4 separate regions of the Homo sapiens genome follow, and all the other regions are linked to region 4. Evidence: chromatin loops called from intact Hi-C (ENCODE). Cell type or tissue: dorsolateral prefrontal cortex. All regions are shown on one strand. Region 1 overlaps CELF4 (CUGBP Elav-like family member 4). Region 2 overlaps CELF4 (CUGBP Elav-like family member 4). Region 3 overlaps CELF4 (CUGBP Elav-like family member 4). Region 4 overlaps CELF4 (CUGBP Elav-like family member 4).

The links. A loop is a pair of places that touch in the nucleus more often than their neighbours do. Peaks named below come from ENCODE experiments on the same cell type or tissue, not always from the same donor. Only the 100,000 strongest peaks of a DNase experiment are listed, where the experiment ranks them.
Region 1: a loop joins it to region 4, with 4 times the contacts of the local background. A loop is called at or near these places in 39 of 110 quality-filtered maps.
Region 2: a loop joins it to region 4, with 4 times the contacts of the local background. A loop is called at or near these places in 13 of 110 quality-filtered maps.
Region 3: it touches region 4 in a loop (6-fold over the local background); 81 of 110 quality-filtered maps call a loop at or near these places.

Annotation. Positions count from the first base shown.
Region 1 is chr18:37,474,175-37,479,174 of GRCh38, reverse strand. The region is part of intron 2 of CELF4 (CUGBP Elav-like family member 4); the gene reads left to right. Among named protein-coding and RNA genes, the nearest start is that of SNORA111, 10 kb to the right of the region's middle. In dorsolateral prefrontal cortex, a CTCF peak has its summit at 2,773 (motif pointing right); a DNase peak (open chromatin) is centred at 2,794; H3K27ac peaks cover 1,873 bases.
Region 2 is chr18:37,453,802-37,458,801 of GRCh38, reverse strand. All of the region lies in intron 2 of CELF4 (CUGBP Elav-like family member 4), which reads left to right. Among named protein-coding and RNA genes, the nearest start is that of SNORA111, 10 kb to the left of the region's middle. In dorsolateral prefrontal cortex, a CTCF peak has its summit at 2,205 (motif pointing right); no DNase peak of the experiment used is centred here; H3K27ac peaks cover 3,505 bases.
Region 3 is chr18:37,536,091-37,541,090 of GRCh38, reverse strand. All of the region lies in intron 1 of CELF4 (CUGBP Elav-like family member 4), which reads left to right. Among named protein-coding and RNA genes, the nearest start is that of CELF4, 27 kb to the left of the region's middle. RefSeq lists an enhancer at 291-585. In dorsolateral prefrontal cortex, CTCF peaks have their summits at 2,831 and 3,031 (motif pointing right); DNase peaks (open chromatin) are centred at 1,999 and 3,050; H3K4me3 peaks cover 989 bases; H3K27ac peaks cover 3,197 bases; H3K27me3 peaks cover 926 bases.
Region 4 is chr18:37,383,994-37,388,993 of GRCh38, reverse strand. All of the region lies in intron 2 of CELF4 (CUGBP Elav-like family member 4), which reads left to right. Among named protein-coding and RNA genes, the nearest start is that of SNORA111, 80 kb to the left of the region's middle. In dorsolateral prefrontal cortex, CTCF peaks have their summits at 2,760 and 2,959 (motif pointing left); no DNase peak of the experiment used is centred here.

The DNA of each region.
Region 1 (5,000 bases), 90 kb before region 4:
GGGCAGGAGCAGAGGGCAGAGTCCACCTCCGGGCATTAAGGATCATTTGTCGCCTGCCGTTCACATGCACCCACGTCTGCAGGGCAGACTTGACCCAAGGGCTTAGCAGTTTCAGCACCGACTCCAGCTCAACTCTCTCCTGGGTTAGGTGAATGGAGACTTTGCTATAACAGAGCTGGGACCAGAACCCAGGCCTTGAGACCCACTCATGTGGGGCATTTCTCCAGCCCATACCTTCAGAAGAGCCCCCATCCCAACAGCAAACCTGCTTGGCAGGCATGTGCCCTAGCCAGGCTTTCCAGCCAAACAGGACCTTCACCACAGAACACCAGCCTGGGCTCATTATACAGAAGGGAACACCAAGGTTCCAAGAGAGAAGCCCAAAGCACTTTAAATCCAGGTACTGAGGGACAGATGGGTATAGGGGCTACATCTGTGATGCCTTCGAAACTTGCCTCTGCTCTTCCACGTTATCCCTTAGCCCAGCCCCCTGTCCCACTGTGTTCATGCAAAATCTTTTCAATCTCCTCCCCACAGAGACATCTCAAAGTCCTCCTTCTCCCTGGGGCTGTGCCCACAGTCTTCCCTCCTAGACGGCCCACTTTCTCCTTCCCTGCCCCAACCACTGTCCTGAGGGTTCCACATTTTTCAAGCAAGTGACTCTTGACTCTCATAGGGGCCTCATCTTCTCAGTGGCCCCCACGACATAGTCCAGGCCTGCCATGGGCTGTGCCCAGAAAGGCTCCCTAACAAGTTGATCTGAAAGAACCAGAGAACCTCTGTGCCTGCAGTCATCATACATGACTTGAAGGAAATAAACAAACAAGAGGGCACATGAGATAATAAGCAGAGGGAACCTGGGCCAGGTCCAGCCTGCCACCAACAAGCCACGTGGTCTGGGCAGAGCAATGAGCCCGGACCCTCCCTGGACACACCATCTAGACTGTGAAGGAGGCGGTGGGCCAGATCGCCTCTCAAGACCCTTCCAGCTTTCTTTATATTTCTAAGAATAATGAGCTCAGCATTACTCACATTACTTAAGACAACAGGGAGAGGAGAGGAGAGGGGGAGAGCAAGGACGACAGTGTCTCCTGCTCTCCACTACCCGACGCCATTGGTGACAAGTATAATAAAGCGTGGGTCAGATATGTCTCTCCCTGACGCAGAGCAGCCAGACTGCCTGCTCCCCAGGGCTGGGGCTGGATTCCTGATGGTACCCCCACCCCTGCCCTCTGCTCAGGTCTCATTCTAAGGACACCAGACAGGCATTTTGCAATTTTCACACTGCCCCAATGTGGCTTGGATCACGGCTGCCATCACCCAAGTCAGCGGCAGCAGCGTTTACAGATAGCCTGCCCCCTGCGAAGTTTGGTTGTGGGAGGGAGGGTGTCTGGCATCGGACAAAAATAAGTAAGACACGGCCTGTTGCAGAAGGAGTTTATAATCTGGTTTGGGAGGCAAGTGTGAAGACAGCTCATGATCCAGAAAATATCTTTAGGGGCCCCAAAAATGGTAGTGAAGGGAAGTGCCCAGGAGTTCAGATGAGAGAGATGGCAGGATAAGCCAACATGCCCTGCAGGAGCCCACACCACCACAGTGGCCTTCTGCTTCCAGGCCCTCACCCCTCTGATGCATTCTTCAGAGGCTGGCCAAGGGTGTCATTGTAAAATAAAGGTCCCACCACCTGCAAACCACCCAGGCTTCTGTCACCCACAAGATTCAGCCAGGGCAGACACCATCCTGGCCACAAACCCTCCAGATGCACGTAGCCTTCCTGCAAGCTCCTCTTTTTCCATGTCATTCCCTCTGCCTGGAGAGTTTCCATTCATCCTTGGAGGCCCAAAGTCAACATCACTTCCTCTGAACAAATTCTCTGCCCCGCTCGGGGAGCTTTCCAATCCGTCCCCATCCAAGCACCCAGCACTGCCCTTGGGGCCCAGGCTGCTCCATTAACTCCAGAGTTCCCATCTTGGATTCCCAGCCTGTACCTGCTTTCCTCTTTCTGCGCCTGTGCCTGGAACTGACCCAGAGCAAGGATGGGCGGGAGGGAGGCAGCTCCCCATCTGCTGAGCGACCTTGCTGGCCTTGGCATTTCCAGAGGCACCAACAGATCATTCTGGCATCTCCTATTCCAGCCATATCACCTCTATGCCCCTCCAGAAAGTCTTCAGCCTAGCTCACCCTGCGGGGGTGCATTTGGAAAGAGGAGAAAGCTTCGCTCTCTGGTCATGGATGTAGAAAGGAAGTGCTGTGTGGAAGGTGCTTTGGCCCAGGCATTCGCCGCCGGTGCAGGTGTGAATGTGGGCATGTGTGGAGCGAGGTGTGTGTCCACCGGAGCGAGAATGTGAGGCTGCCACAAGGGCTGTGCCTGCATGAATCCGTGTGAGGCTGCAAAGGGTTTGTTGACCTTTCGCCAGAAAACGAGGCTGAGAAACAGAATGTCTGTGTGAGCTCCTGCTCCGGGATGGATGTGTTTTAGGATTGGAGGGTTTCTGCTGGGCGCATGTGTGTGGGCGAGCAGAAGGACACGTCTTTGTTGTTGACCTGCAGGGATCCGGAACTGTGGGCTGCCACATGCCATCAAAAATGGGCAAGCCTGGGTGATAATAGAAAAAAATGGCATTGTTCTTTATTCTTTAATTCCTCATGAAAACGGCTGTTGTAAAGAGGAAAGGGCTGGAGTGCAGGGGAGATAAGGTCTCTCTAGGGCGCCGTAGTTTACTGTGGTTCAAGCACCCTTTTTTTTAATCAAAGGCATTTGTGGTATGTTCCCATGAGCCCACCAGGGGGCGCCATGTGGGTGGCATCCCCTTCTGGTGGCTGAAGGAGCACAGTGTGTTTAATGGTGAGCCTGGTGTGCCCAACCCTGTGCCCAGCACAGAAGAGGCAAAATGATGCCGAACACTCGGCTCCACCCTTCAGAACACTGTCAGCCTGTGCAGAGGACACCAACCAACTTGGGGCATCCACCCAACCTTTCCAGGTCTGAGTTCCCTAATTTCTATCATGAAAATCACATGTGTGCGCCCTTTATATGCTGTGGATTGCTAGAAATCATCCAAGTTGTATTATTAATGACAAAACAATGATGCGAGTGGGGATGACCTTCGGAGTCCTTTGCCACAATAAAGTCCTGTGACTCCTAATTCACAGATGAAATAATTAAGAGGATAATAAAAATATAGAATGGCTCAAGTATGCAGTTTGGACCATATGTCCCATTATATTTCAGAAGAGAGCTGGGATGCCCCGAAAGGACTCCATGGAGTGGGGAGGACAGAAGTTGGTTGTGTATGTAAAGGGAGAGGAACTCGAGAAATGAGTAAGAGGAGGAAGGCTTGGGGAGCCAGGTCAGTGTGAATTTTCCTCCTGGAATTGGGAGTGAGAACAGGGAAAATGTGTCTGGAGATGGAGGAGGCTTTTCTCACACTGCTGTGCTTCAGAGCCTCTAGCCCCTTACAGCCTGTAGGCTCCAATCAACTCCATGCAGATCAGTTGCTCTGAAATCCTGCAGGTGCTGGGCATGGCTTCAGGCCCCAGCAAGTCTCCAGCTTCCCCGCTCCCTAGAAAGGACCTGCCTCCTCCCAGCCTACCCACCAGAATCCTCCCAGGGCATCAGGACCTAGCCCCAAGCTCCCTTCCTCTGTGATGCTCCTCTAGGTTGCTCTAACCAACACTGATCTCGCCCTTGCCTGAGCCTCTGCAGGTCAACAGCACCGGAAGTCTAAGCCCTGGCTAAAATGTGGACATCAGATCAGCATCACTGGGGTCTGTTAGAAATGCAGAGTCTTGAGCTTACTCTAGATCATCTGAGCCATGTCACTCAAACAGCAGCCACCACCCTTTAACAAGATCCCTAGGAGATTCGTGGGCACAAGAAGTTCAACCACCACTGGCCTAATGTTAGGCTTTAAAGGATATTGTCTTAGTTGGAGCGCCCCCAGAAGCAGACTGTAGACAAGCATTTGAGTGCAAATAGCTTCTTTGTGGGGTTGACCCCAGGAACTTGGGTCAATAGTGGAGACAAGGAAGAGAGGAAATCAATAAGGGGTGTCTTATCAGGCAGACCAGCTTCCACTGCGGGTGTTGCTGAACCCCACTGGGACTCTAGAGCCAATGTCAATCATACTCCTTGGAGTCATCCCACCCAAGGGGCCAGAGAACTGGGGTATTCATGCACCAATTTCCACCAGGCTGTGGCCGAGGTTGTGCCCAGGGGTCTTCCGCTTTCTAGCTTTTCTGGCTTGCTGCATGCGTGGGCAAAGTGGGCTCCACAGTCAAAGGAAGCCCTCGAGCTGGAAGTGCTGGTGCTGGCAGTTGGAAGTCAACCCACTGTCACTGAGGTGGGGAAGAGAAGGGGTCATGGGCAGGACACCACCTACATCTACTGCAGATTGAGCCTTGTGGCATCATCCCAAATAAGAGAGCAGATCAAAGAATCTTGTCTCTCTAACTCCGATGACAGCTACCAATCACTGTGTACTCGCTACAGCCAGACACTTCACAAATATTATCTCATTTATTTAAGACAGCATCACCCAGGTCTTAACCAGGCCTTATTAGTGCTATTGTATGGAAGAGGAAACTGAGGCAAAGGGGCTTGCTCAGACCAGAAAACCATGGAGAGATCTGGCGCCAGAGCCCATGCTCCTTCCTCCTCATCCTAGGGCACTAACCCTGTGGAAAGCCAGAGCTGCATGAGGGCAGGAACCGTCCCCGTCACCCCAAGGCCACACACCAGGTTCTTCTGGCAGGAGACTCTGGCATGATTGCTAGACACCCAGGGGGCCCTGTGGGGCAGGGCAGTGGCCCTCGAGGTGTCACCACACACCTGGCCTACCTCTGCATTGGAGAAGTCCTGTTCTGAATGGAAGGCAGAGTCTGATTCCATCCCCAGCTCTGCCTGGAGCCTTACTGTGTGCCCTTGGGAAGCCATTTAACCTCTCTGAATTGTAATTTCTAAGTGGCCACCCTTCCACTTAGAAATTCATTTGGCTGCA
Region 2 (5,000 bases), 70 kb before region 4:
TGAGCTTTGTAAGCAGTATCAGGCTCTGCAAACCCCGAGAAACTTTATAAGTGGCAGCAAGCTTTGCAGATAGTGATGAGCTCTGCATGTGATGCCCGGTTCTGCAAACAACAGACTCTACAAACAGCACAGGCTCTAAAGCCAGTGACGAGCCCTTCAAGAAACAGCTGGCTCTGCAAACAGCAATAGGCTCTACAAATGTCAGCCGGCAGGGATGAGCTCTACAAGTTATAACAGAGATACTGCAAACTGTAACAAGGTCTCCTATGTGTTGGTCCCCAAAAATAGCAGGTTGAAGAACCTCATTCCATGCCAGGAGGTGAAATACCTGGCCATGCAGTACTCCTTCCACATAAGCCCAAAGGTGATAATGGAGCCCTCTCTTCAGCAACATTTGAATGGAAGGCCAGTCCCCACCATGGGGAAATCTCCACTAGTGGTACATCCTTACTAGGGCAAAGAAAACTCCCAGAGGCAAGAGTTCTAGTGTGCACCTGGAAAACTCAGGGGTGGTGCTAGGGATGGCAGTGGAAGTGGCCAAAGCAGATACTCACATCTGCAGAGAAAAAGCAGAGCCCTAATGGGAAAAAGAGCTCCAGAGACAGGACAGCCTCAGCCACCAGCACAGAATGCTGCCACCCCCACTTCATGACCTTAGCCGTCCCGGGAAAGGGCTCCTTGCTCAAAATATCCTGCTGTCTGGCCTGTCTTTGATGCTCGAAGTCCCATCATTAAAACTTATACTGTTAGAGTTCACGCATGACCCTTATTGGAACGAAATCACCACCCACCCACCCACTCTGCCAACACCCTCAGCCTGACACCTCGGTGTGAATCAGCTCGTCACATCCTCTCCCTGGTGATAGACATCCAGGAGCAGCATTTGAAGGTGTGTGGGAGCCAGATTGTGCTGGATCCTTGGAGCATCGGATATTATGCTAGAAAGGACTGGAGGAGGAGTGGGCAGGGATAGAGGACAGGGAAACAACTTGGGGGTCAGGCTTGAAAATGGAAGGGTCACATTTCACAGTCCTGCCAGGCCACAGCCTCCTGGGAAAGCTGGGCTCAGAGGATGGAACAGGCCAGTGGGCACCAGTGAGTGGGAGAAAGGAAAGGAGGAGGAAGTGGAGATGGTCTTCGGGCTGCGGGATGTAAGGTCTTCTCCCAGGCTGAGCTCCCAGACCCTGTCAATAGCAGGAAGCCTTGCTCAGTTAATTAATGAGGTATTCAGGCTGACCCTTGATCTCTGGAGCAACTCAAGGGCTTTGTGTGGCTCCTATTAAGTCCCTGGATTTGTTCAGCAGCTGCCTGGGAAGTGGGTTGGTGGAAGACTCCTTTCCCCTCCTCTCTCCAAGTTCTGCACACTCCCAGATGCCCAGCGGCACTCTTAGCCCTGGATCTTGGGGTGTAAGGGTCCCAGAAAGAGCTGACTCTGTGTCTGGAGGGGGCTTTCAGGAGGACTGGGATATTTTCAGGGAGACCACTCTGAGGAGGAGGAAGCCCTGCTAGATTCAGCCATGGCCTAGCTGGCAGCGAGGGGCCACGATCAGCCGCTGGTGTCTCCTGAAGACAGCTCCAGTCAGGCTCTGGAGGCAACAAAGGCCACAGGGAGCCAGGGCCTTGTCCCAAGAGGAGAACCAGAGACACTCAGAGGCCCTCCTGCTCTTTAGGAGGCACCCCGGCTTCTGCAAGCACCCAGTGATAGAAGCAGCCACCTCCTACTTCCACTGAACCTTCCAGATGGGGGCAGGTCTCAGAAGCCTCCTCAGGAAAGACATCACCAGGGAGGGAGCTTCTGGGAGGCCCAGTGACAGAAAGCCTGGGAGAGGAAGATCAGGCTGTCCCATCCAAAGATGAGGAAGGGAGTGGAGAAGTGGAATGAAGGCTGAATCTCTAAACATGCAGGCCTGGGGCTGGAGGAGTTCCCGAGGTGTGGTCTCAGGAAATGCCTCTGGCCTGGTAAAGATGATCACTAGACTGGCAGCCCAGAGAATGGCATGTGGATCTTTGCCTCTCACCTGGGCATGGCTACAGTGCATCAGGAATAGGCCCCAGATTGAGCATCCGCAGGAGGGTACAGGCCTGGCTCTGTTATTCATGGCTGTGTATCACCTGATCACCTGGGCCTCAGTTTCCCCAGCTATAAATGGGGGCTAAGAAGACCCATCCTAATTTCGACCCAAAGGAATTCAGTCAGAAGATGGCAGCAGAAGCCTTTTGGGAAAGATGTGGCCCTGCAGATAAGGGAGTCATGTTCATCATGGATCTGAGTGGCCCTGAGCCCTTTGACAGAGTCCCCTTTGGGACTACACGCTGTCAGACGTGCAGGGCTGGACGGAGCAGGACAAGGCAGGTTGTTAACCCAGGTCCTGCACACAGAGAAGCAAAGCCTCACTCCTCAATCCATATAGGGCAGGCAGAGTCCTGGGCCTGCAGAAGCAGGCTTGTCCTTTCAGGGTCTCAACAAGCCAGCACTACGGGCCACCCCACCGAGGCCACTTCCAGAGTCCTTACCAAGCCCCACAATGGAGGGTTCTTTTAAGGCACAGAGGTGGAAACAAGGCCTCAGAAGCAAAAGGCCAGACCAGGGTGTCTGCCCTGGAGAAGGAGGAAAAGGCCCAGGGATAACTTGATGGGGAGAAACCAGGGGCAGCTGTGCAGCCAAAGAGGAAGGTGCCAGCACTGAAGCAGGACCGAGGCTCTGGGGTTCCCTCTGCCACAGGTGACCAAGGGTAGGTATGACACTCCAGAGGCCTCAGGAGGAGAACAGAAGCCACGGGGCCCAGATTCAGCAACAAGAAGTCACTCAGTGCATTTCATGCTGCTAGAGATGGGAGAGTGAATGAAGAGTGAGCCCAGCCCTCAGGGACCTTCCCGTCTGGGGGTGCAGACAGGCTCCAAAGGAAGGAGGTTGCGAGATTCTAGGATGGAGGCTCCTCTGGCCCTCAGTGGCATCAGGGTGAGGAGACCTCTCTACAGAGCCCTGGGAGAGCCCGGGGGCCCAAACCTCGGCCTGTCCCAGCTGCGGGTATATGATCAGTCATTCTCTGTGGCAAGATTTCCTGCAGTGACCCAGCTTGTAGACCTTGTCTATGACCTAAAAGCGTGTGTCCTGCAGATCTGCTGCAGGGATCTGCCATCCACCTCCATCATCCTTCCCTGACTGCCCATGCTCACATTCTGTGTCCACAGCCCTGATGTCACAGGGCTGGGGCAGAGGCACTCTGGGCTCAGCCCTGTCAGCCCTGGCTCCCCAATTATGGGCCTGGAAAGAGAGGGGCTTCTCATTGGGGAGCCCCAAACCACATTCCTTCCTGCCCCCTACAGCCCAGGCCTTGGCTGTGCTATCCCACAAGGGTACAGTGACACCCTTGGTGGGAAGTGGACATGAGTTGGAAGAAGAGGAGAGAAGGGAGAAGAGGTAGAATAATAAAAAGCAGAGGAGGTCTCACTCACAAGAACCCTCTGAGCAAATTAAGCCTGAAGACAAAGGAAGAAAGAATTAACTTTGGCCCAAATATTGGATGCTCTGCACTTGGTATGGTTCATCCTTTAGAAGGTGTGAGCAGATAGGCCTGAGAAATTCTCTACTTCCCATCCGCTCCTCCCACCTCTCAATGCATTAAATCCTTAAAACAAAATGAAGGCGCTGCTGTTTTAAGGAAATAAAAGGCTCTCGTATCCAAAAGCCCAGAGGTTTTGAGTGGAGAGGGAGAGAAATACATTTGAATGTGGATTTTTTTTCCCCTAAAGTGCCACTTAGCAATGCACAGACTGGGCATCCCTGAGGGAGAAGGCTCTCACTAGGGAGATGGGATGGGACTTTGGCCACGGCAGAGCTGACTCTAGGGATAGGGACCCATGTCCTCGTGCTGGAGACACGTCACAGAGAGGAAAGGGCTGTAAGTTAACTGATGGCTGCTCTCCTCATTAGGGGCCGTAGCACATCCAGGGCTGGTTCCTGTGCCTGGTACAGTGAAAACAATGTGTTTAGTTGACTCTTTAATTCCCAAGGTTAATCATGTTATTTTTAAAAAATATATTTTATTGTGTTAACAACCGCCAGTGGAGATAGTTAATTAAACAAAGTGTGATGTTGGGAGTAAAATATGCTTTGCAGGCGGACTCTTTTTCCTGATGCCGGATGGACATTTCCATATTGATGGGTGGTCATAATACAGCCATCACATATCAGCATGGTTGTCCTGAATACCTTGCTTATTGCGGGGGTGTGAACAAAGCTGTGGGTGAACACAGGGAAAATTAAGCTACATTCCTGCCTTCAAGGTGCTCACAACAGATAAGGTCACAAGATGCATGACAAGAACCATGTGGGGGCTACCTGTAAAGGAGGTCAGCAAAGGGTTGGCTGTCCCCCACCCAAGCAAGAGAGGGTCACTGGAGGAGCCTAAAGGTCTGACTTGGGTCATTTGAATGCGGCAAACTTCACTGGGCTCCCAGGCCTCCTTCATAGAACAGAGCCCACCTGCCTCCTGGCATGGAAAACAGGAGATGCTCAGAGTTGAGATGCATCCTCTCGTACCTCCCAGCCCCTTTCAGGCAACGAGAAACTACTGCCCACCTGTTGGGATGCAAAGGGATATGATTTGCTTTTCTGCTTCCCAGTGCACAAATCTTTGCAAAGCTGTTTTTAGTTATTTTTTAACCTGAATTATAACTTCCTTTTTCCAAATATGATAGGTCTGTCTGGAGGCAAGGCAATAGGGGTTTTTTGCTAGAAAGACAGATGAGTGGAGAGGAATGCTGGCTCATTGGAGAAGGCAGCTCAGTCCAAATCCAGGCAAAACCCAAGGTCAGCCTGAAGAACAAGACTTGGGTTAGATCAAACAGGACGGGGGTGGAGGGAGCGGGGAGAAGGAAGAAGAAAACCAGCTGCTGCCTGTGGGGAGTTCATGAGTCCTGCTGGAAAAATAAGCTTCTTTATTTTACCTTATGTATTATTAGGTGCCAGGGTGGTACAGAGGCTCATATCGGCATTT
Region 3 (5,000 bases), 150 kb before region 4:
AAACAAGACTTCCTAGATGTGATTATTGTTCCTCCTCAGTGTGGACTGAGCATCAATTAGGTCACAGACTGTGTGATGCACACTATGAGGTCATGCATGCGTGAAGCCTAGAACAGAGGATGCTGGGAGTCCTCCTTCCCCATGCCCCCACTCCACCTCCAGGCAGGTGCTCACCCACACTGACACTGCCAGCCCTCACTTTGTCATTAATGAATGAGATAAAGGAAACTGTTCCTCCTGCCTCAAATTGTCCTGCACCATCTCACAGAACTTAGCCCAGCTCTGTCCCTCCCATGCTCCCACCTAAATCCCTCATGCTGTAGCTTCATTCCCTCCAGCCCTTGCCAGGGCCACTGCTGCTGCCCTTTCTTGGAGCATCTTTCCCAGGATGCCAAGGTTGCATTCCACGCAGCAGGGAGAGCGGGAACTGCTGTCCAGGGGTGAGTCAGCCAGATTCACAGTGGTGATGTAGGTCGCAGAGCTCCCTCCTCCCTGCCCCACTGCTGCGTCTGGAGCCTTCCCACCCAGCTTGCCCCACGATCTGTGTCCTTGTGGCCCACATATCCCGACCCAGCCACCCCCACCAGCCTGACCGTGCTGGCTCGTTTCTCTGAACCCCTAGAAGGGAAGAGCTCCTTGGGAACTTCTCTTTGGCCCCCAGAGCCATGACCAAATGCCTGAGGCAGACCGCTGGCCCGTTTTCCCTGTTTTAAAGTAAAAAAACAATAAAAGCAACACACAAAGAGAGACGCTGCTGTTTTACTTACAAATGAGAGATGTAATCATTCACCCAGGTACCTGGGAGGCTCTGGGCTGGGGCCAGGGAGCCAGTGGACGGGAGGACCCTAGGGCCACAGGCAACCTCTCCACATCCTCCTGGGTACCAGCAAGTGAGACAGGCACTTGGGTCCCCACCCCAAACTTCTCTCACAGGCACTCCAGAGCCAAGCCCTCCTTCCTTGTCACCTTGAGAGATACTCTGGGGTCTGAGCCCACAGTCAGGAGGGTGGTATTCAACTGCCCTGGTAAAGAATAATGGGGTGTCTGGCTGCAAGGCTAGGTGGAGACAGGGAGAGCTACGCACACATCAATGCATATGCACTGTTATAATTGGGTAGTTATTAATAAAGCTATGTCTATTGTCCAGCTCTCTAATGTGCCAGGCCTGCGCTGCACATGAGACCTGATCATCACCTCTCTCCATCCTCACAGCAAGCCCATGACAGCATGACCAATTTGGTAGCTAACAGCGGTGTGTGGCTATTTACATTTACATTTAAATTAACTTTATTCCAATGTAATTTAAAAATCCGTTTTTCAGTTTTACTAGCCACATGCCCAGGGTTCAACAGCCACAAGTAAAGAGGGGCTACAGTGGTAGGCAGTCTGTGCTGTCTACATAGCACATTTTCTGCATGCCAGAAAGTTCTATCAAACAGTGCGGAGAGCATTGCGTGTGCACTGACTAACAAGAGTGCATGAGTGAAGACACACACATGGGCATGTGTGACTGTCACTGGAATGTTCACACACGCACAGCACAAGGGACACAGCTGTGCATGTGTTTAGGCTGTGTGTCTGTGTGTGCACGTGCACGCGTGTGTGTGTGTGTGTGTGTTTGTGTGTGTGTGTGTGTGTGTGTCTTAGAGGTGCCCAGCCCTTGTCCACCACCCCAGGCATCCTGTTGCCTGAAGGAATGTCAGGAACAAGAGCTCTGGAATCAAACTGTCTGGCTTGGAATGTGGGCTCTCCCACTCTCTAACTGGGTGACCTTAGGCAAGTGGCTTAACTTCTCTGTGCTTCAGCTTTCTCTTTATAAAATAAAGATAATAACAGAGCCATTGTTGAGGGTTATTAGAAGCATTACATGAGATAATATGTGCAAAGCTCTCGGAGAGGCTCCCAGCACACTGTGAGCTATTAATAAACATTAGCTGTTACTGTCGTTTCCAAGAGGCAGTGTGTTTGCTGCGCAGGAGCAGCCTTGGAGAAGAGTCTGTCATGTCGGGGAGGGCGTTGAGAACCCTGATGAGACCGAGGATTGCTTCATTCTCAAGCCTGCCACTGCTTCCTGAGAGCAGCAGGGTGGGGCAGGGAGGGAGCTGCTGGGAGCAGCAGGGGTCCCCACCGGCCAGGGAAGGAGACTCCGCAGAGAGGGGTGCTGGGGTGAGGAGGTGCCAGGAGGGGAGGCACACGGGAGGTGACGGGAGGAACGGAGCAGGAGTCCCGCCTTAGCATGTTGTTTACAGCCTGGATCTTCCAGTCGGGCTCTGGGAAATGTGCTGCTGAGTGAGGGAGAGAGAACCCCGTAAGTAACTGCTCCACAATGTCAGAATTGCTTTCTATATTCGCTAAAGCACCAGGCCAGCTATTCCCTCACACTGCCCTCTAGGATCTAAAGTCTCACCTGGGAATGAGACCAACCCACAAGCGACAATTGGAATGAAAAAGAATCAGAGCAGAGGAGGCACCTGAGGGAATCACTAGTCCCAGGCAGCCATTTTAACACAAATCAATTCAACAGGTATTTGCTGAGTGAGTGCCTGCTCTGGGTAAAGACAGCGTTGTGGGTGCTTGGGGGATTCAGAAAAGCAAAAAGGGAGGAAGGAGCCTCTGCCCTGAAGGAGTCGAGAGCCAGAGAGAGAGGCTCCAGGCCTCAGCAGCCAAAGGTAAGACGGCTCGGGAGAGGATTACACACAGGAACTGGCATTTGTAATGGACTTTGAAGATGGGTGATACCTTTCAGAGAGCAAAACAAGGTCCAGAGAGGTTGGACAGCTTGCCCAGGGCTACACAGCCAGTGAAGAATCGAGCCAGGTGTGAGGTCTTTCTTCCATGGAGAGACAAGGAAAAAGGAATGCATCCCTAGGCACACAGTACAGAGAGCAGGGCCTCAGAGGTGCACACAGGAGAGACCAGGGCCATCCCCTGGGATGAGGAGGCCGCCCTCCCACCCCGCCATCCCTCTGGCCTCCCGGAAGGTCCGCCCGATGCGGCGAGAGGCCGCCTGTGTTTTCAGACGTGGCCAGCAGAGGGCACCAGGACTACTGCACAACCCGGACCAAGGAGCCGGCCGCCTCCAGAGCTGGATTCAGCGCCTGGGACTCTCCGGGGCACAGGGCACAAATGTCTGTGCCCCAATCACACAGCCCCGTGGGGTGAGCCCATGATGGGACACCAGGTCGGGGAGTCACGTCCGCGGCTTCCATGTGGAGGGTAGGGCTCCAAGGAGGCAGGCCTGGTTGGACGAGAGAAATCCCAAGACCCTCCCAGATCAGGTGGGCACCTCAGGTTGAATAAAAAAGTTTTCTCCCAGGAGGAGCTTGTGTCTGGCGGACATAAAATGAGTGTATTTTCTTTAGTTTACTTTCAGAGAAAGCAAAGGGAGGGGTGTCTCCATCTGTCACCACCTCCGGGGCTCATCCCTGAACCCCTACAGCGAAGCAAGGAAATAAAATAAACAGCCCCTGTCAGGCTCACATGTGGAGTTGGGGTGGAGACAGCAGCCTGAAATGGTCCCCGAAGACCTGTAATTTTCATGTCCTTTTGCAGAGGCATGACAGAGGAACCATGTCCTTTTACAGAGACCCGACCGGGAACTGGCCTCCCTGCCTTAATCATAAAGGCCATTTGAAGTTAGCACTCAGGTTGCCCTTTTGCAGAAAGACACCCCCAAGGACTTGCTGGGAACTCTTTCTCTTGGATAGAGAGCACCATTCTCCTCCGAGAATGCCAGGCTCTCAGCGTGTACACAGGGCCCCTTCAGTCCAGCCTGGGTGCGATTTCCCAAACTCCAAAGGAATTGGGTCCAAATTCGATTTTTCTTCTTCCTGCTCTGAGAACCAGCCTATGTTTGGTTTGGGCAGTGACAGTTTGGAGATTCAAATGAAAGTCATGATCAAGGTGGTGATAACTGAGTGCACAGCAGAAAATGTAAGGGGAGAAGACAAATACAAGAGGAGGAGGCAAATGCCAGGGACAAAGAGGCGAGGGCACAGAAGAAAGCCCAGGTAAGGGCTGAGTGGCCAGAAGGGTCGGGAAAGCCAGGCTGAGGATGGGTGACCTATGACACCCGCCAGTCGTGCTGTGGGACAGTCCCAGGGAATGTGCTACATCAGATCACATCTGTCCTTGGCTTTATGTGTAGGAATCTTGTGAAGTGAGTCAGCCAGCACCCCCTGGCAAGGTGGGGCATCTCCTCTCTCCCTTCGCAGAGCACAGCTCACATCACTGGGAGGTGTCCTCCAAGCCTCCCTCCAGGCCTGGGAGCTTTATGTGAGCGTGTGAAAGCCTGGGCCGCCTGCACACGAGCCTGTGGCTTTGGGAGATGGGGGTGATGGTGATGGCGGAGTGTGGGAGGGAGCAAGTGCAAGATGTGCGGGGACTTGCTGCCTGGGGACTGGGGCCAGGGCTCCTCCTGTCTCACAGTGCCATCTCAGGTGGGCCACCACCTCCCCCACTCCCTATCTGCATCTGTAAAATGCAAATAGCAATCTCTGCCTCACCCATCCCACACAGATGTTGTGATGCTCAGATTAGGCAAAAACGTGGAGAAAAGGCGCTAGCGAGCAGCACACAGGTGCCCTGCATAGACCTGTAGCTGGGGACCCCTTGCCGAGGGCTGAGAAGATGGCTGTTGCTCAGGAAGTTCCCTTTTAGGAGGGAGTGGGGGAGACAGGAAAGTACAAAGAAGAGAGTCAGACTCTAGAGAAGAAAGAGTTTCCAGTCCTTCAGGTTCCAATGCACCATTCGCCCTAACACCTGTCCCTTGGGACTCTGAAGACCACAAGCCTTACCCCACAACCATTCTGGCCTGTGCAGTTCTCAGCTTTCCCTGGAAAAGCCTGTTTGCCACCCCACCCCTCCCATCACCCCTCCAGGGAGTATCCTCCCACCTCCCCTCATTGCTCCAAACAGCTGTGATTCAGAGAGCGTCATTTCCAGGGAAACCAACAACAACAAAAAAATGTCCAGGCGTCAGGGGAAATTTCAACCACAAT
Region 4 (5,000 bases):
TGGTGCCTCCGAGAGCCTTCACTGGAAGCCTCAGAAAGAGCCATCAAGAGGTGCACAGGAGCACCCAGGAAGTCCCTGGTAACTAACCGATGGATGACATGGCCCAGGTCACCCTTCAGGGCACTGCAAAAGGTCTCCTGGACAAGAGGGTCCAGGGTGACAAGGGCTGAGGTGCTCCAGGCAGAAGCAGAGGGTGTCGGGGCTTAGACTGGAAGGGCATGCTCGGGAGGCATCCTCAGCATGTTCTGTGGAGGCTCTGGGAGGCCCCCTACTCCCATGTAAGTTGGACTTTTTGGCTTCTCCCTCCCCACCGCACTTATTGCAATAACTACTTCTCGTATGGCCCATTATGCTAATGAATGACAGCAGCAGACCTAGAAGGGTGTTTGCTGCTGTCTTGAGCTCATTAGTAACCGAGAAATGCAACAGGAAAGCTAGAGAGGGCATGACACCAGGTTTAACCAGGGCCAGGGCACCACTGGCCTTGGGGAGGGAGAGGAGGAAGAGGAGGAGGATGGGAGAGACTGGAGGAGGAAGACAGAGAAGAAGGAGAGAGAAGGAGGGGGGAAAGGAGGAGAAGGAGGAGGGAAGGGAGGGAAGAGGAGAAGCAAAGGGCAGAGGGAGACAGAGGAGGAGCTGGGAAAGGAGGAAGCGTCAGAGTGCAGTCAGAGGCCACAGGTGGCCTGTTTGGGGAGAAGGGACAGTATTCCCTACCCCATCTCTTCACGCAATGGTGCATGACTTCTGGCACCATTAGGACCAAGCCTGACAGATGTGCTGAGCTTGGCATTGAAGACCTCAGCCTCACCTTTCTTTTTCCCTTTAGAGAAGCCCCTCTCACACCTCAGGTGATCCCTCCTCTCTCCCCTCAATGAAACCTGCCCCAAAGGATTTACCCAAATCACACTGCGCTGTACAGTACCCTCCCCCCTCCCCCAACTCCTGCCTTCCACCGAGTGTGGCATTAAAGCAGGGACAATGACAATAAAGGCCACAGAGGGCCACAGAACCTCATCAGCTGGTGGGAAGGAGGAGGGTCTGGATGAATACTAGGGAGAAAGCTGGCTTCCCCCAGCCCCAGGCCAGGTGAGATGAGGCCCTACTTTCCTCTGTTCTGATGAGAGAGTGCAGGGGGCTCCCTGCCCTTGGCTCCTTCGCCAGGATTGGGGATGCTGTGGGCCAGCACCAAGATCTACTGGGATTACAGCTGGAAGGAGCAAAGGGTCAGACTGGAAAGCAGGACATGAAGATCTGCTCAGGATGCTGCAAAACAAAGTCCCACCCGCAGAAGGGCTGCTAGGGTACAAGGAAAAACCTGCAGCTTCAGCCAGCCCTGGACTCTTCCACCAGCCTCCTGAGGCCAGAAAAAGCCCCAGACCAGAGTCCTCAACTTTACATCGAGACTCTGGGTTTGTCCAAAGGAGTTGGAAGAAGCAACTGAATTCAGTCCTCTCGGGGTGGAGACTGGCAAGCCGGACTCAGCTGGGCCCAGCACGAGGTGGGCCCTGGATCCTGAATCTCCAGGATTGAACAACAGCCTCCCGTGAGAAGAGGGGCGCTGGAGGTCAAGGAAGCAGTTGGCTGCGTGTGGTTCTGGGTATCCAGGCCTCATCCCACCAAGGCAGAAGCCAGCCAGGGTCCCAGGGCAGGTTGTGAGGGCCCCTTGCTGCTCTGCTGGTTTGGGGAGGGAGCAAGGCCTGGCCCAGAGGCATGGGTTCAGCTTCACCATGGGGTTCAGTTGGCCCAGCCCCCCACTCGGGATGGCCCTGGTTGCCGGGAAAAGGCAGGGAGGAAGGGGCAGCACAAAGTAATGCCCAGGACAAGGAACCAGGGGAACTTGGGGGCCATCTGTCTCTTCTTACTGCTAGAATCTGTACCATGGGCAAGGATCAAAGCAAAAGCCCCACATCCTCCACTGAGGCCAGCCGGGGCTGGGGAGCCGCCTCCACAGCGCAGCAGGCTCAGCCCCGTGCGTGCCGTCTCTCTATCGCCAAGAGAGCCCCAGGACCAGTGAGAGGCACAGTCCATCATTTCTGCCTGCCAGTGGCTTCTTCTTCAGGTCACTGAGAGAGAGTACAAACTTGTCCTACAGAAGACAATAACACCTTTTTAATGCTAAGAGAATTCACAGAGCCCCACTCTGTACATACCCTGAGGTATGAGAACAAAGTGAAGAGGTGAACATGCAGTCAAGGGCTTCTTCTTTGAAACCCTAGAGAGGAAACTATTTAGGAAAAGAGAGACTATTTAGGACCATAACAGTTAAAGATTATTGAGAAAGGGACTGAATTGTACCTAGGTGTTTTTTCTTTATAGGCTTGTTTTAGAAGACTTTCCAATCTCGTTTAATGGCACCATGTTCAAGTTAATTTAATTCAATCAAAAGTTCTATTTTGACTTTTTCTAAGGATAATTAGTGGGGAAGCGTGTGTTCTCACTCTCAGTTAATGGCACCATCATCTAGACAGTCTTTGAGTCAGTACGGCTCTCCGCCTCACTCTCCTCATTCCCATCAGCTGGTTCTCCCTCAAGCTGGTTCTCCCTCAAGCTGGCCTCTCCACACAGCACTGCCTTCCCGTCTCTCCCCACGACCGCAAGGTATCCTCGCTCAGCCTCCTACCACTGTAAGCCACCACTCTCACCTTATTTCCTCCTTACTTACCTCATTCTGATGTTGCCACCTCTGTAAAGGCTTCCTCTTCATTGAGTTAATTATTCCTTTCTCTAAGCTTCCAGAACACTGTTTATTTCAACACATCACATAATAATTGTCATCCTCTTTGTACATCTGCAGGTCCACAGAGCAGACATTCTTTAGGGGGACAGCGGGGTATGTGCCTGGAATATAAGAGTAGGCAAATTAAGGTGGCAGAAGAGTGAGAAAAATCAATACATTCATTCATCATCTCCAGGTAATATGCCCAAAGCAAAAAGAATATACCAAGGTAGATTCCACCACCTGGTGGCCATATTTAGAATTGCAAGTTTAGTTTATTTGGATTAAATTAATTCTTAAATCTAAACTTTTGAAGTTTCAATAAATGTCACACTTGAGCACTATGAGTGTAGTATCTGAAAATAACAGCCTTGTCATTTCACAGACTTATATGAAGGTAAAATGTGTTAACTGATGAAAGTACTTTGGAAAATCAATAAATACATATTGAAAATAGTCCACATGTGGGGTCTCTGCCAGGTACTGTGGAGCAGAGAGCTCCCATGTAGATGGGAAAACAGGATTCGCACTTGAAACCACTAGAGAAACAAAACTGTAGGTGTGTGGCACAATATCATAGAAAAAGCATTCTGGACAGGAGGTCAGGGAGGGCTGGCTCCATGCCCAAGGCAGGGTTTGCAGAATGAATCAGGTTAGAATAAAGCCAGTAGGCAAGAGGGTATTGTGGGCTGGGGGAGGTGGAGGGGAGGGGAGACATTGGCTCAGTTAACTACTGGCCTAATTGACTACTGACTAATTGATTAACCAGGTGGCATGGACAAGCTAAGATGGGGAGAAACTACAGCCAGTAGCAACCCCTACTTCCCTTGACATGCCTATCATTGCCACCACCACGGCATTAATCTAGTTAGAGGTGATCACATTTTCTTTCTTTTCTTTCTTTCTTTTTTTTTTTTTTTTTTGAGATGGAGTCTTGCACTGTTGCCCAGGCTATAGTGCAGCAGTTTGATCTCCACTCACTGCAACCTCCGCCTCCCGAGTTCAAGCGATTCGAGATTCTCCTGCTTCAGCCTCCGGAGTAGCTGGGATTACAGGCACATGCCACCACACCCGGCTAATTTTTTATATTTTTGGTAGAGATAGGGTTTCACCATGTTGGCCAGGCTGGTCTCGAACTCCTGACCTCAAGTGATCCACCCGCCTCAGCCTCCCAAAGTGCTGGGATTACAGGCGTGAGCCACCACGCCCAGCCTAGTGATCACATTTCCTTAACAAAAAAATCAGACACACAGCCTGACAAATATAAGTGTGTATTTATGAGGACAAAGGGAGAAAAGGCTTGGAATGAGGACTGACCCAGCAAATCAGAGACGTATGGTTCCGTACTCATTAGTAAGTTTAATGAGGGATATGAGTCCACTGAGGAGGGCAGGTGGCTCTGGGACAGGCAGGACTGGCCACCTCACTGGGTGACCTGTGTGAAGAATGGGTCCTGGTCCAAGAAGGAGCAGATAAAGCAGGAGGGGCTCCTTAGCCATTCTGCTCATGAGTAAAGGAGCTCATGATGGCAAGTGGGATGACAGTAGCCACTCTGGCCAGCTGAAGTGACCCGTGATGTTCCCCATTTATTTCTCCTACCACCTTCACTTTGCTCTGCTTCCTGACACCACCACCCTCCATAGGCTAAGGCTTCTGCAGAGTCCCTTTCCTGGCAAGGCTCCCAACATGGCCCAGGGGACCTCCAGGCCAGTGTCCCAGGCCTGTGTCTACATTACATTCTGAACCTGCTGAGTCTCGGTGCTTTCCAGTTCCTCCGCTGCAGGCTGGCTTCAGTCCCTGCCCGCCCCTGTCTGGACAAGCCACAGGCCCCCAACAGGGCCCCTCTACACCCTGCCCCACCTATGTGTCCTCCCTCCCCTGTCCTCATCCCCAGTCCCTCTGCCTCCCTCCCTAGAGCGGAGGCCGGCCTGAAGACAGATATTAATGTGCAAATTAGCACAACCCGACTGGGTCCAGATTGCCACTTAGAATTTGCATATTAATAAATGTTTTTGTGACAGCATTTAGCAGCTCAGGAAGGACAGAGTGTCTCCCCTCCCCCAGCCCCATAAATGAGATAACAAGCCTGGGGAAGCCAAATTTGTCCCCCTCCCACTAGCCAACCTGTACGACTTCCTCTCGTCAATCAATCAATCCATGTATCTATCTCTCTGTCACCCCCGCATTGAGCGTCTCTGCCCAGTCTCCCAATTAGCCATGCAGGAGGCAGGACAAGCTCAGCACCGTGGGGAGCAGTGGAGGAGCCGTCAGTGCAGCAGGGTGT